2 separate regions of the Homo sapiens genome follow, and region 2 is linked to region 1. The links are chromatin loops, found by intact Hi-C in ENCODE. Cell type or tissue: natural killer cell. All regions are shown on one strand. Links, peaks and the distances in the headings refer to the core of each region. The heading gives the core; the rest is flanking DNA.

The links. A loop is a pair of places that touch in the nucleus more often than their neighbours do. Peaks named below come from ENCODE experiments on the same cell type or tissue, not always from the same donor. Only the 100,000 strongest peaks of a DNase experiment are listed, where the experiment ranks them.
Region 2: it touches region 1 in a loop (19-fold over the local background); 8 of 110 quality-filtered maps call a loop at or near these places.

The regions. Positions count from the first base shown.
Region 1 is chr4:108,015,520-108,022,444 of GRCh38, reverse strand. HADH (hydroxyacyl-CoA dehydrogenase) reads right to left here. Exons shown (of 8, transcript NM_005327.7): 4 at 2,779-2,905. Among named protein-coding and RNA genes, the nearest start is that of HADH, 29 kb to the right of the region's middle. In natural killer cell, for the core only: CTCF peaks have their summits at 3,451 and 3,655 (motif pointing left); a DNase peak (open chromatin) is centred at 3,664.
Region 2 is chr4:109,402,773-109,409,697 of GRCh38, reverse strand. No RefSeq gene overlaps it. Among named protein-coding and RNA genes, the nearest start is that of SEC24B, 28 kb to the left of the region's middle. In natural killer cell, for the core only: CTCF peaks have their summits at 2,954 and 3,158; a DNase peak (open chromatin) is centred at 3,167; H3K27me3 peaks cover 356 bases.

The DNA of each region.
Region 1 (6,925 bases), core at 2,665-5,164:
CAGCCCTCCTGACCTCTGTGAGGTACAGGCAAGGGCACAAGGGCTGCCCTACTGGCATCTGTAGGGGATGGCACCAAGCACGATGCCCGGCACAGTCAGCCCTCAGTAAGCAGTTAGAGAACTCATGTGTAATGGTAAATGGAAAGAACCAGATGAAGTATATATATATATATTTTTAAACAGGAGAGATGCGTGTTTATTCACTCATTCATTCAACTATACACACACACACACACACACACATACACACACACATACACACACACACACACACACATATATATATGTAAAATGTAAAGGCCAGTAAAGAACTTCAATCGGAGTCAAAGGGTTTACTTTAGACCCTTCATGGGATCTTAGGCAACTGCCTCACCTCTCTTCTCTGGAATGGGGATCATGGGCATGTCTTCCCTGTGCAAGAGGGCCGTCTGACTCGGTGAACTAATGAGCTAGTGTCTGTGCAGGGATGAAAGGTGCTATATAAACAAAGAAGAGTTCTCACTCCTGTTTTCGTGTGATCACAGCCTGGGCCATGGTGTCATGTCGTGACATCAAGAGAAGTGAATGGATGGAAACAGGAAAAGACACAGTGAAGATGGAGAAGAGGAGCAGGACGAGAAAGACCAGAAGCCACCCTGCGGGTACCACAAATCAAACAGAATCCCAGAGCTGTTTGAAAGGAGGTCTAAAAAGTCTCCATCAAAACCACAGACTGAGCTGGGGGACAAACACTGCTGACTATGGAGTTTTCAAATTAAGTTTTTGGTTTAAGGGAGTTAATAATAGTGAAGGTTTGTTTCTTTTTAAACAGGAGAGATGGATGTTTATTCACTCATTCATTCATTCAACGAACAGTAATTTGTACAGATACGCTGCTCCTAGTTCCAACAGAGTCTGAAAAAAAATACATATATATATACATTTAAATGAGCCCAGTCCTAAGTAAAGGAGCCACTTAGCTTATTATACAAGTTATTTTGGTGTACACCACCAGCAACACAAGGAAGAGCTAAAGTTAAACAATAAAAACTGAATAGAGAAGAACACTTTTACAAAATACTTTCTAAAAAATAGTAGCATTTGCTAAACATCAGCTGTTAACAACCAACACACTACATTTCCAAAGACAAAAGCATACATTACCAGATAAATGCAGTTGAAAACATTATTAAAGTAAATCTACAGAATGTGCCTATCTCCAAAACACTTATATATACAATATAATAACTAAAGAAATCAACTAGTCCCTAAGTACTGAAATGTTGGAAATGCATGCCACTTCTTTGCTCTTAATCTGCATGAGATAAGAGCTGTTAAATGCTGTTTCTTCTGTTCCCCAAATCCCTCCCCTTCATTCTTCAATTTCTTCAAAAAATCAGCCTTAGGGGATAGGAGAAAATAGGAGGAAGCTGAGAAGCAATGTTAGTAAGACAGAAAAAGTCCCATTGCAAGATGGTCAAAGTTGTCACTTGAGAGAAAATGCTAAAAAAAATGGTCATTATTATGACTTATTAAAAATGCTTATGCTGAGTAGTGGTGAGGGAATGAGGAGGATAAAGGAAGGAAAAGGTAGTTGGAAAAGGCAATAATGAAGAAAACAGACGATACACACTCCCAGAGAGGCCACAGCCAGTGTGTGTAGGTTTGCCTGGCCCCACATCACCCACATGGCAGCATCAGCGTCCCCCACACTTCGCAGGGCAATAACTCCTCAACCTCAGAACAAATGCTACTTTAATAGCGGCTGCTCCTCAGACCCTGTAATTAGGACCCTGTAAAAGGCAAGTTGTCCCATTTCAGGTGCAAATTGCCTACTGTGACTCCAACTCCAACATATTGGAGTCTCCAAGCATTCCAAACAGGATGCTGGGGAAGCCCTCCCTGCCTCCCCGCTCCACCTTCCAGGTTTATGGTCAGGAGGCTCAAGGCTATCAGAAGCTGGTTTTATTTTTTTACTTTTAGGGTTTTTTTATTCGATATAGGATCTTGCTCTGTCATCCAGGCTGGAGTGCAGTGGTGCAATCACAGCTCACTGCAGCCTCAACCTCCCAGGCTCAATCAATCCTCCCACTTCAGCCTTCCAAGTACTGGAGACTACATGCGTGCACCAAAACCCCTGGCTGATTTTTTATTTTTTGTAGAAATGGGGTCTTGCCATGTTGCCTAGGCTGTTCTTGAACCCCTGGGTCTCAAGCAATCCACTAACTTCCACCTCCAAAAGTTCTAGGATTACAGGCATGAGCCGCCGCACCCAATGGGAGCTGGTTTTAATAGCTCTGATCACAATGCACAGGAGATGTACCTCATCTGGGGACAACGCTAAGGCACCATTACATGGGGTCAGAATTAACCCCAGGAACTGTGGACAAGCTAGTATAGTGTATCTAATGAGAACTGCATTTACAGCATGGGCAAGCTGACCTCGACGAGATAATATGAACACATGTAGCTGCCCTCTGTGTGGTCCCATCCAGCCCACGGTTTCTAGTGCTGCCTTCCCATTCTGATGCCTCTCAGCACTGCCCATCAGCTCTGGCACAAATAAGTAAATGACATTCCACAAAGTTAACAGCCTTTCTGGATATCACTAAGCAAGACACAGGGCTGTGAAGAAACAAAGCATAGAAGCCCTCCTAGATATGAGGCTCAGGGACAACCTTCTACCCTCAGGTTAAAACCCATCCTAGGCAACTGGTGGCAGGGCTGGTGTAACACAGAAAAGCAGGACTGAGAGAGCTGGCAGAGCGGGCAGACACACACAAGCTGACACCCACTGACCTCCACAAGTTTCATGACAGGCACTGGGTTGAAGAAATGGAGGCCAGCGAATCGGTCTTGTCTGGTGGTGGCATTAGCTATGCTTGTAATCTGCAAGGAGGAAGTGTTGCTGGCAAAGATTGTATGTCTGTGAAGAGAAAATATAGTGGGAGTATCAGAGTGAATCTCTTCTTTCAAAACAGCATGACTCTTGGATGCAATGCACAAGGTGACTGCTTACTGCCACATCTGTTGTCCTGACCCATTGGGGGAATGAGGGAGAAGACACATCTTCATATAAGAGGCTGAAATCAAGTGACTTCAGCTTTTTAAAAATTTTTAAATTTGAAATAAAATTGGAATTTCCTGTTCCGAAGAGGTATTTAACCTTCACCAATCCTTCCTTGATTTTCCAGAACAAAATTTCCCCTACCTACTTGTATTAGTTAACTTCCAAGGTATGTGAGATAACAAGAGGTGGCTAATTGATCAAGCTACTTAACCAACCCCAGTCACAAACGAAACTCAGTGATCAAAAAATAATGAAAGAAAGACACCTAAAAGCAACAAAATTCTAAATGAACACATAAATCCTCAATCAGAAACATATGATAATAAACGTGAATTAAGATATTTTCCCTGAAGTGAAAAGCTTTATTTTTCAATTGAATGGGAATTAAAATGAAAACAAGAACACCAACATGGTTCAAAAAAATTTTAAGGTTACATGGGTAGATATGGGGAAAAGAGGATATAGGCATATGCATATATAAGACATTAACTTATTCATTAAAAAAAATCCATACTGACTTAAACCAAATTTAGTTCTTTAAGGCCACAGTAAAGTGGCGTGCCAAAAGCATGAGAGGAAAAGCTTTAAACAGGTTGACTTCCAGGCTTTCCTGCAGCGCCACCTTGCGGATAAAAACATACAAACAGGCCTGGTGCTGATTCCAACCAAGATGGACTGTAACAGGGCAGGAAAGGAAAGGATCCCTTACTGACCAGGCTTGGGGGTTTCTGCTTACCTAACAGGCAATACTATAATCTGCTCAAATCAGGGGCGGGTGGGAGGAGAGGAGGAAGAGAAGGGAGAAGAAACCAGTTATTTGGAAAGGAGGGAAAAGAGGTAAAAGGCGAGACCAGTGTGGGTAGGCAGCGGAGAGCCTTCTCTTTCCAGGTATGAGCACATCCACCTTCTCCAACAGCTTCCAAGGTAGGCCATTTAAATGCCAGGGTTTCCTTTTTAAAAAAAAAATGACATTGTTTTAAGGTCTTAAAATTTCAGTTTTCAAAGTTTCTTGCTTTTGGTCATTGGGGAAAATAATATAAACTATTCCCCATTACAGAAGGTAATGAAAAAAAGATCCTCTTCCAATAACAATGTGTGTGGCCAACACAAGCACTGTTCAACCACACAACCTGCACCACAAGCACCTGGAACCACAAAAACAGAGCAGGGACAGCCTGGGCCCAAGGCTGTGCCAGCTGTGGCTCCACACTCCCGTTAAGAAAAGAAAGTGTTATTTTAAAGATTAGTATTACAATCGTAATACCCCTTTTTGTAGAATGTTTGAAGGGCCATTCACCTGCAAAAAGGGGAAACTTGGGCACATTTGGTAAAATAAAGTGACATCAGAGCCCAGTTCCAGGTATCACCAGTCCAGGGCACTCTGGCACATTTTATCAGAAGGAGGAAATGATCTCTCCCCAGCAGACCTCTGCTTCTGCCTCTCCCAACAGGGTCAGGCTGACTTTGTTCCTAAAAGTCTCACACTGTCTTCAGAGAATACTAAACACATAGGACAGTCTTTTCATCCACAAACAAAATGTACTCTGGGCTGGGCACGGTGGCTCACACTTGTAATACCAGCACTTTAGGAGGCCGAGGCAGGTGGATCACTTGAAGTCAGGAGTTCGAGACGAGCCTGGCCAACATGCCCCGTCTCTACTAAAAATACAAAAATTAGCTGGGCATGGTAGCGCATGCCTGTAATCCCAGCCACTAGGGAGGCTGAGGCAGGAGAATTGCTTGAACCTGGGGGGCAGAGGTTTCAGTGAGCTTAAGATCATGCCACTGCACTCCAGCCTGGGCGACAGAGCGAGACTCCGTCTCAAAAAAAAAAAAAAAGTACTCTTACATGTTCCTGGAAACACTTGTCTTGAACCATCTTTTGTTTTTTTCATTCGGACACTCAGGTACCAAAAAAACTACTTTTCTCTTAAATGTTCTAAAAGAAAATCGACAACACAAGCACAGTGATTATTAGCAATGGCCCCAGACCCTAGTATAAAGAAGACAAGAGGGTTGGTGGGGATGGCAAAGGATTCAAGAGTCTGTACTTTGTCTAAAGGGGAAAGTCAGGACTTCGATCTGGCTGCCTGTGCGTCTGGTCATACTTTTCATTTGTGTGTCTTAGGCTGCTGCTAGAGAAGTCATGTTCTCTCCAGGATGCAACTGTTTCATCAGGGCTTCCAACCCGAAATGTATCACTTGACTATATTTTCTTCTCCCATTATAGGATCGAACTGTAAAATTTGTCAGTAAAGTACCTCTCAATACGGCTGCTTAAAAATTGTAGCAAGCATTCAATAATGGTGGTGATCTAAAACAAAAACAAACAGTGCCAAGAAAGGTGGAGAAGGTCAGCAGCAAAGTCACATCTTTGGTATGACTATGGGTCATGCCTTCTTTTCACACCTCATATCTGTTTTGCATCAATTCAGGTTAAAGAGCCTAGTGTAGTGCCTGATACACAGCAGGCACTCAGGAAATGTGAGCTAAATGAAATGAGTTTCCTAAACAACTCTGTACAATAGGTACCAGTGCTGCTGCTCCTATTTTACAAATGGGGGAAGCTAGTCTTAGAGAGTTAGAGCCAGAAAGGTCTAGGAAATTATTTACCCCAATCACCTCAACTTGCATTACAGATGACGAAACTGAGGACCTTTCCAAGGCTGGAGGTGGTGAGGGGGTCAGCACCAGGCCCAGGCCTCCTGACTTTCTCCAGTGATCCTTCTTCTGTACCAGACATGGACAATGGAGGGCAGTCAGGCCTTTCACTGTCACCAAGAGCGACCAATCTTTTCAATAAAGATCAAACTGCTTGACAAAACTCCCTTTTTTGGGGTGGCTGTTTATTATCCCAGAGGGCTCCCTGCTGGCCTGGGAGCCAGTCCCGGTACCACAAGTATATTCTGTTTTTGTCAGATGTCTCTGTAGCCTCTAGATGCCAGTGTGAAATGCACGAGGACACTGATTGGCAGTGATGGACAGATGACAGAAAGGCAAGTCTCTTCTCTTTGTCAGGGGCAGGGCCTCTCTGGCCACAAGGCCACCCATCTCTGAAGGTTAACATTCCGACAAGCTGGTATGCAAGTGACTCTCTTTAGCCACTGCCCACCGGAAGTGCCCTGAGAATTGCTTTTGTCATATAATCTTATTCTGCCATTCAATTCCAACCAAGAAGCATGAAAATATAGTCAAACAAGTCACTAGAAGAGCACTGATCAGTGGGTCAGGTGTCACACACTCGAAGGCTCTGGATCCCAAGGTACATTCTGCCAGGAAGAATTCCACCAGGAAGCCAGCCAGCTAAGAAGTCAATGCTCCTTTAACACTCCCAAGAGTACTTCGATTGAACCCAGATGAAGCTCAAAACAGGAAAGTCCTCTCTGTCTATAGGCATTCCCTTCAATTACACCATTCTGTTTGCTCCATCCAAAAAAGGAGGAAACACAGAACTGCTCTGAGGGTCCTTGGCAGACAGTTAAGGACACGTAGGGTACTCCTATGCCCGAGAGTGGAGCACAGAAGTACCCTACATGTCCTTAACTGTCTGCTGTCAGATGTCTCTGCAGCCTCTAGATGCCAGTGTGAAATGAACCAAGGAACGTCAGAGCAGCTTCTGGCATAGGAGTATCCATGACCTACACACTTCAAGAAACATAGGCCTGTCCCTGGATGGACCCCTCCATGTTACCATGGGTAATTCTACACGCATCTGGGACAAGGATCAGATCACAGCAGCCCAAGCTTCAGAAGCAAACTGGGAGTGGGAGGATGGAGAACAACGGAAACCATATTGGCTTTTCTTGAAATAGCTGTGGGGTAGGAGAGAGGGAGGTGGATAAACTTGGTCAAAGGATCCCTTCCTGGGAGAAGGCA
Region 2 (6,925 bases), core at 2,136-4,635, 1.4 Mb before region 1:
GAAGTGTGAGTTGTCGATTTGGGTATAGATGTCACAACCCATGTAGAGGGCAATTCCTGTGGATTGTAAACACGGTAAATCATACTGTGTGGCATTGTTTCCCCTACCTCCCCACTCAACCTCAAAACATGGACATTTTTATTCAGGTGAAATTCCATTAAAGTAAATTTGACTTTATCAAGATAACCAATATTGGGATCTTCAGTCAGTAAAACTGATGTCCGTGTATATTGTACCCGTGTGTATGTGTTTATGCATGGTAGTGTGGTGGCACAAGGCTGGGGAAAAATTAGTGACAATTATCAAAAGAAGACAACATTTAGCCTTTATTAGGGGTCTGAGGAAGCGGGGTGGGGGGATTGTCGTTGCCAGACCACTTATCTTTTCCCTCTTGCATTACTTAGTGAGTGGCTTTGGTAGGTGGAGACCTTAACAATACATTTTCCTCTCTAGCATGCTGTTTTCACTGTCTCTACTCTAGTTCAGGTCTTCATCAATCTCAGACCTGGATTATTGTTAATAGCCTACTCATTTATTTTCCTGTCTCTAGTTCTTCTTCTAATCCATCCAAAACACCCTTGTAAGATTAATCTCCCCAGAGTACAGGGCTGATTGTGTCAACTGTTTAGTCATAAATGTCCAGTCACTTTCATTTATTTAAATTCCCCATTTTTCCTTTGTTCAGCACCATCCACAGTCTAGCTCTAACCGAGGTTTCCTACTCATCTCCCAGTAGTATCTTCCTGTACATTCTCTTTCTGCTCAGTGGGGAGCTCACCGCTCCCCAACACCCACCATGCTTCTGCCCCTAGGCAGTTCCAAAGCTGACTGCCCTTCCCTGCAATGTCAGGCATCTGAATCACTCGCATCTTCCAAGGCCCAACTTAAAAACTACCATGTCCAAGGATCTTCCCTGAACAGCCCTCTGGAAGTGTTATCTGCCACCTCTGTTTTGCTGCAGTATATTATAGTTTTATATTTCTCTACTCTTTTTTTCATTCTTATTTATGTACCTGAACTGAGTGGTTAAGTGCTGTGGGCTAGATGGCCTAGATTTTAATCCCAGATTTGGTCATTTACATGATCTTATTTATTAGCCTTTTTAAGTCTTGGGTTATTCATTGTTAAATTGATAATAATTATAACTACCTCATACTTTCTTTGGTGAAGATTAAATGAAATAATGAATATAGTACACTTACCCCAATTCTATTTTAATTTTTAATTTTTTTTTTTGAGATAGAGTCTCGCTCTGTACCCCAGGCTGGAGCGCAGTGGTGCGATCTCGGCTCACTGCAACCTTTGCCTCCTGGGTTCAAGCGATTCTCCTGCCTCAGCCTCCTGAGTAGCTGGGACTACAGGCGCACGCCACCACACCTGGCTAATTTTTGTATTTTCAGTAGAGACAGGGTTTCACCATGTTGGCCAGGATGGTCTTGATCTTCTGACCTTGTGATTCACCCACCGTGGACTCCCAAAGTGCTGGGATTACAGACGTGAGCCACTGCGCCCAGACTAATTAATTAATTTTTTTAAGAGGCAGGGTCTAGCTCTGTCAGCCAGGCTGGAGTGCAGTGGTGCATTCATAGCCCAGTGTAGCATCAAAATCTTGGGTTGAAGCGATTTTCCTGCCTCAGCCTCCCAAGTGTCTAAGACTACAGGTATGTGCCACCTCTTATGGCTAATTTTTATTTGATATTTTTTGTAGAAATGGGGTCTTGTTCTATTGCCCAGGCTAGTCTCAAACTCCTGGGCTCAAGCAATCCTCCGGCCTGGGCCTCCCAAAGTGCTGAGATGACAGGTATCACCCATCACAACCAGCCTTAACCCAGTTCTGAACACACAGTAAATGGTTGAAAGTTATAAGTTATTGAGTTTGTTCTATTGTTATGTTTTAGTGTCCTTTCTAGACTCTAAGTTTATTGAGTGTTAAATCTGTCTCGATGGCAGGGGTCAGCAAACTTTTTCTGTAAAAGACAAGATAGTCAGTATTTTAGGTTTTGCTGGCAAAATATCTCTGTCATATATTCTTTACTCTGTCTGTCCCCTTTCTAAACAATCTTTTAAAATGTAAATTCATCCCCAGCTCACAGGCTGTAGAAAAACAGGCCACATACTAGCTGTGGTTTGCCAACCCCTGCTCTATAGTCCATAGTGCCTGGATCAGTGCTTTTCATGTAGACGTTAACTGAGAAATGTTGTCTGGTTAATTCAACAAGTGATTGCATGATTGAACTCTGTAGAAGTGACTGTGTTTTTTATCTTTTGCAAATGACTCCCTTTGCTCCTTTTCGCCTTGCACCATTCTAAGTCCTGAATATTTCCAGTGAGTCTGATTCTATGAACAAACTGGCTGAAGCCCCTAAAGCATGGGGCTGTGGGTGAGTTGTCCCTTCTACACAATGCTTCCTCTCTGGGTTGTCAGTTTGTTTCTGTTCCAATCTAGCCAGGGAGTTGTATGCTGAGTCAGGGAGCATAAATTATTCTGGGACAAAAAGTGGTGTGACTATTAGAACAATGTTAAATACTGTATTATTGCATTTAGATGGCAGCTCTTTATGTTTCTCCATGAATGTGTAAAATCCTTGCTCACACCCTGATTTTAATTGATGTCTGACAAATCCAGACTTACTGTGGCAAAAAAAATGACAATGTTAATATTAGCATAATTTTTCTCTTTGCTAACTGGATTTACATATCAACTCCTGGGATAGCATACATTATTTTTTTCTTTGTGCCTTGATTTAATCACAACAGCAACAATTACCTCTATTAGGCCTCTTTCTATAGATATATAGGAATATGGATGAGGATGAATGGCTTACTCTGAGAATTATTATTACTAAAATCTAAGCATTGGCTTTGCTTCCCTTACAAAGTATACATTAGGAAATAATTAGTATTACATAGTAAATTTGAAGCACAGACTTATATGTATCTTCACACTTATTTTAAAATACTTCTCTTTTATCTTTTCACAATGACTGTGAGGCTGATTATTGTTCTTATATTAGGTGAAATCTGTAACTTCACATGTTGGCTCACCAGAGCAATATTAAGAGAGATAATCATCAGCAATATCCACACAAATTGCATTCCTTAAAGCAAACCAATTGCTTTGAAGGTAAGCGAAATGATTCTTCACGGAGAAGTACCAAAATGTCCACTATGTGGTGCTGCTGTACCTGAATTACACAAGGAGGGTAAAACAGTACACTGTACCCTGAATTACACAAAAGAAGGTAAAGAAGTACACTGTACCCTTAATTACACAAAAGAGGGTAAAGAAGCACAAAGTAATAATAATTTCACCCACAAATTCATTATCATCATTGTTCAAGCAATTGTTATTGGGAAGACAAAGAAGAAAATATGTGATACTGAAATTATTACTATATGATGTAAAAGAAGCTATTTTTTTTCAACTTTGTTTCATATATGGAGAGAAAATTATCTTAGGAGAGAAGCTAATAAGTCAATGTGGGTGTTAATTTTTTGGAAAAACAATCAGAAAGAATACATAAACGGAAATTTTAGGGCATGCAAAAATTATAAATAAAGTCTGTGTGCATCTATATATACATACACACACACACATACACATAGAGAGAGAGACTTTAGCCAATGCTATATTTTAACAATGTTGAAAAACTTTTGGCTAAAATAACAATTATTAATCTGGGAATTTCATAAAAATTTTTTAGCAATCAGAATTTTACCAAATATTTTTCAGAATTTTTTCTGTAGCAATCAGAATTCTGTAGCAAGCCAAGTCATAAAAGAAAAAGAAAACCTTAATTTTGATTTCGACTCAAAATTCAAGCCCTATTTATTTTACTTTCAGGCCTATGGAGTAGCAATAGTTGCCAAAATACTAAACATAAGCTGTAAATTTTATGGACCATGCTTTCATTTACTTTTTAGGATTGAGATGTTGGAAGCTTTAGAATGTTGATTATGATGATACCCAAGACTCAAGTTTAAGAAGGAAAGGAAGCAATAAGATCATGCCTGCTATTAGTATAGTCGTCACAGTTATTGTGTAAAGGTAATGTGAAACAATGCAGAATATTTATGTTTTAACAGTTTCCATTTTATGCGACCTGTGGGGAATGAGAGTTATCCAAACTATATAGGCTGTGCCCCTCTTCCCTCCGAAGCAGCGAAGCCCGCGATGAGAACATTACTGCTGCTCTGGTACTTCCCTCTTATGGAACAAATTTGCAAAGTCTGTGGCAGTGATTCATAGTTCAGGAAAGACACACCTTTCAGAAGCAAAGATGAAGAAAGAAGGATGTTATATGTTTAGTCTTTGCTATTTTTACTCTCTGGTTTTCAGTTAAATTGTGACTTACAATTATTTGGTTATGGTGACCCATTAATTCACCAAACAGAAGCCCTATTTGAGTCAAAGAATCCTGTTTCCAAGCTTAAAAGAAAATGAATCTGTATGTTCTTATACTTTCCCTGTAATATGTTCTGTCATTTTACTAATGCTGAAAGTCTATCCAATAGACCTGGACTCATCACAAATAAAAATTTAGAGTTTCACAGAAATGGGTAAAGAGCAATTAGTATTTTCATTAAGAACTAACAAATATAAAGATCAAATTAGGGTTTTTTTTTCTTGGCCCTTGTTTATAATATGCACTAAAAATTACTATTGTACTTAGGAAGTATTTTTAATATTGAAGTTGACCTAAATTGTACTGAAATACTTGAACCTTCTGGTTGGGTCATATGGTATGGACTGTGTGCCACATAAAAATGCCTTTTATGTATTAATTGTGCCTATATTTCTTTAGCATCTGCCTCTCTCATTGGACTATAGACACCACAAAGACTGTTTTATGTCAACAGTGTCTATATAAATAGGTGCTTAAAATTTTTTGTAGAATCAACTGGCAAATGAATAAATGATGATAAACATTGCTGAATTAAATAAATGAAATATAAGCCAGGGCTAAATTCAACCTTAGTAAACAAATTTGTGAACTGTGAGCCATCCAGACTATTCCTAAGACTGAGTGTAGAAGTCCACTGGTAGGAGACTTCTACCAGTTTACATTTAAGATCTTAAGGAACTTACCATCTTGGTTGTTTCCTAAACTTTCTAGATCCTTAACTTCTACTGCAGAATACAGTTTTTAGCTTTCTTGCTTTCTTTTCTTTCTTTCTTTCTTTCTCTTTCTTTCTTTCTTTCTTTCTTTCTTTCTTTCTTTCTTTCTTTCTTTCTTTCCTTCTTTCTTCTTTCTTTCTTTCCTTCCTTCCTTCCTTCTTTCCTTCCTTCCTTCTTTCCCTCCTTCCTTCTCTCTCTTTCTTCCTTCTCTTTCTTTCTTTCTTTCTTTCTTTCTTTCTTTCTTTCTTTCTTTCTTTCTTTCTTTCTTTCCTCTCTCTCTCTCTCTTTCTCTCCTTCCTTCCTTCTTTCTTTTTTTTTTTCTGGAGTCTCACTCTGTCACCCAGGCTGGAGTGCAGTGGTGAGATCTTGGCTCATTGCAATCTCCGTCTCCCGGGTTCAAGCAATTCTCCTGCCTCAGCCTCCTGGGTAGCTGGGATTACAGGCGTGTGCCACAATGCCTGGCTAATTTTTGTATTTTTAGTAGAGATGGAGTTTTGCCATGTTGGCCAGGCTGGTCTCAAACTCCTGACCTCAAGTGATTCGCCCGTCTCGGCCTCCCAGAGTGTTGGGATTACAGGTGTGAGCCACCGCGCCTGGCCAACACCTTGTTTCCTGACTCTGCTGTTTCATGACAATAAACCCAACATTCAGATAACCAATAGCTGCATAATACTTTCCAATTTCATCTATGATCTCTAGTCTCACTAGATATGCCAGGTCCATGTCAATAAGCATTATTGTCACCCAGGCTGTAGCGCAGTGGCATGATCACAGCTCACTGCAGCCTTGACTGCTGGGGCTCAAGCGATCCTCTGCCTCAGCCTCTTGAGGAGCTAGGACCACAGCACATGCCACCACACCCAGCTAGTTTTTTTAAAAAAAATATTTGTAGAGACAAGGTTTTGCTGTGTTGCTCAGGCTGTTGTCGAACTCCTGGCCTCAAGTGATCCTCCTGCCTTGGCCTCCCAAAGTGCTGGGATTACAGGCGTGAACCACGGGGCCCAACCTTGTGTTTGGTTCTGTGCTAGTATTCTACATACACCATGATGTTTTATTCCTTTATGCCTTTATTAATTGTGATTTCACCACCTTGAATACTTTTTCCTTCCTTCTTTACTTGTGTAACTGCTATACATTCTTTAAGGCTTATCTCGGGCATTACTAGCTCCATAAATCCTTTCTTGAGGCACAAAGCTGGAGTCCCATAAGCTGCTAAACATAGCTCTATTGGAGAACTTAGTATATTTTGTTTTGGTACACATAAACATTACCTGTTTATACATCCATGTTTTCCATTAGATATGAGTTCCTCAAAGTAAAGCAATCAGAAGCACATTAAAGAGAAATACCTCCTATTTCCATTATCAAATATACAAACCTACTTGTTTCAGTATCCAAATACTCTGTCTTACTTCCAAGAGAAATGGATGGACAGCCATTGATTCAGCTAAGGCCGATTCATCTGTTTGGGCACTTCCCTTGCACTTGATTTACAGTTTGTCTAGGTATAGAATTCTACTTTGGAAATAGTTTTCTTTCAGGAGTTTGAAGCCATTGCTTCATTGTCTTCTTGCTTCCGGTGTTGCTAAGAAATCTAAATCATTCCTATCATTCCTTCTTTGTTTATAAAAAGAACTCTGTATTATAGAAAATTTAAAATATGTTCAAAGAGAATTATATGATGAATATATAATATAATGAATTCCCATGTACCCATCACTCCACAATTGTCAATGTATAGCCAGTTGCATTGCCTCTACAGCACATCCCCCACTTCTGACCTTTTAATTATTTTATTTTATTTGT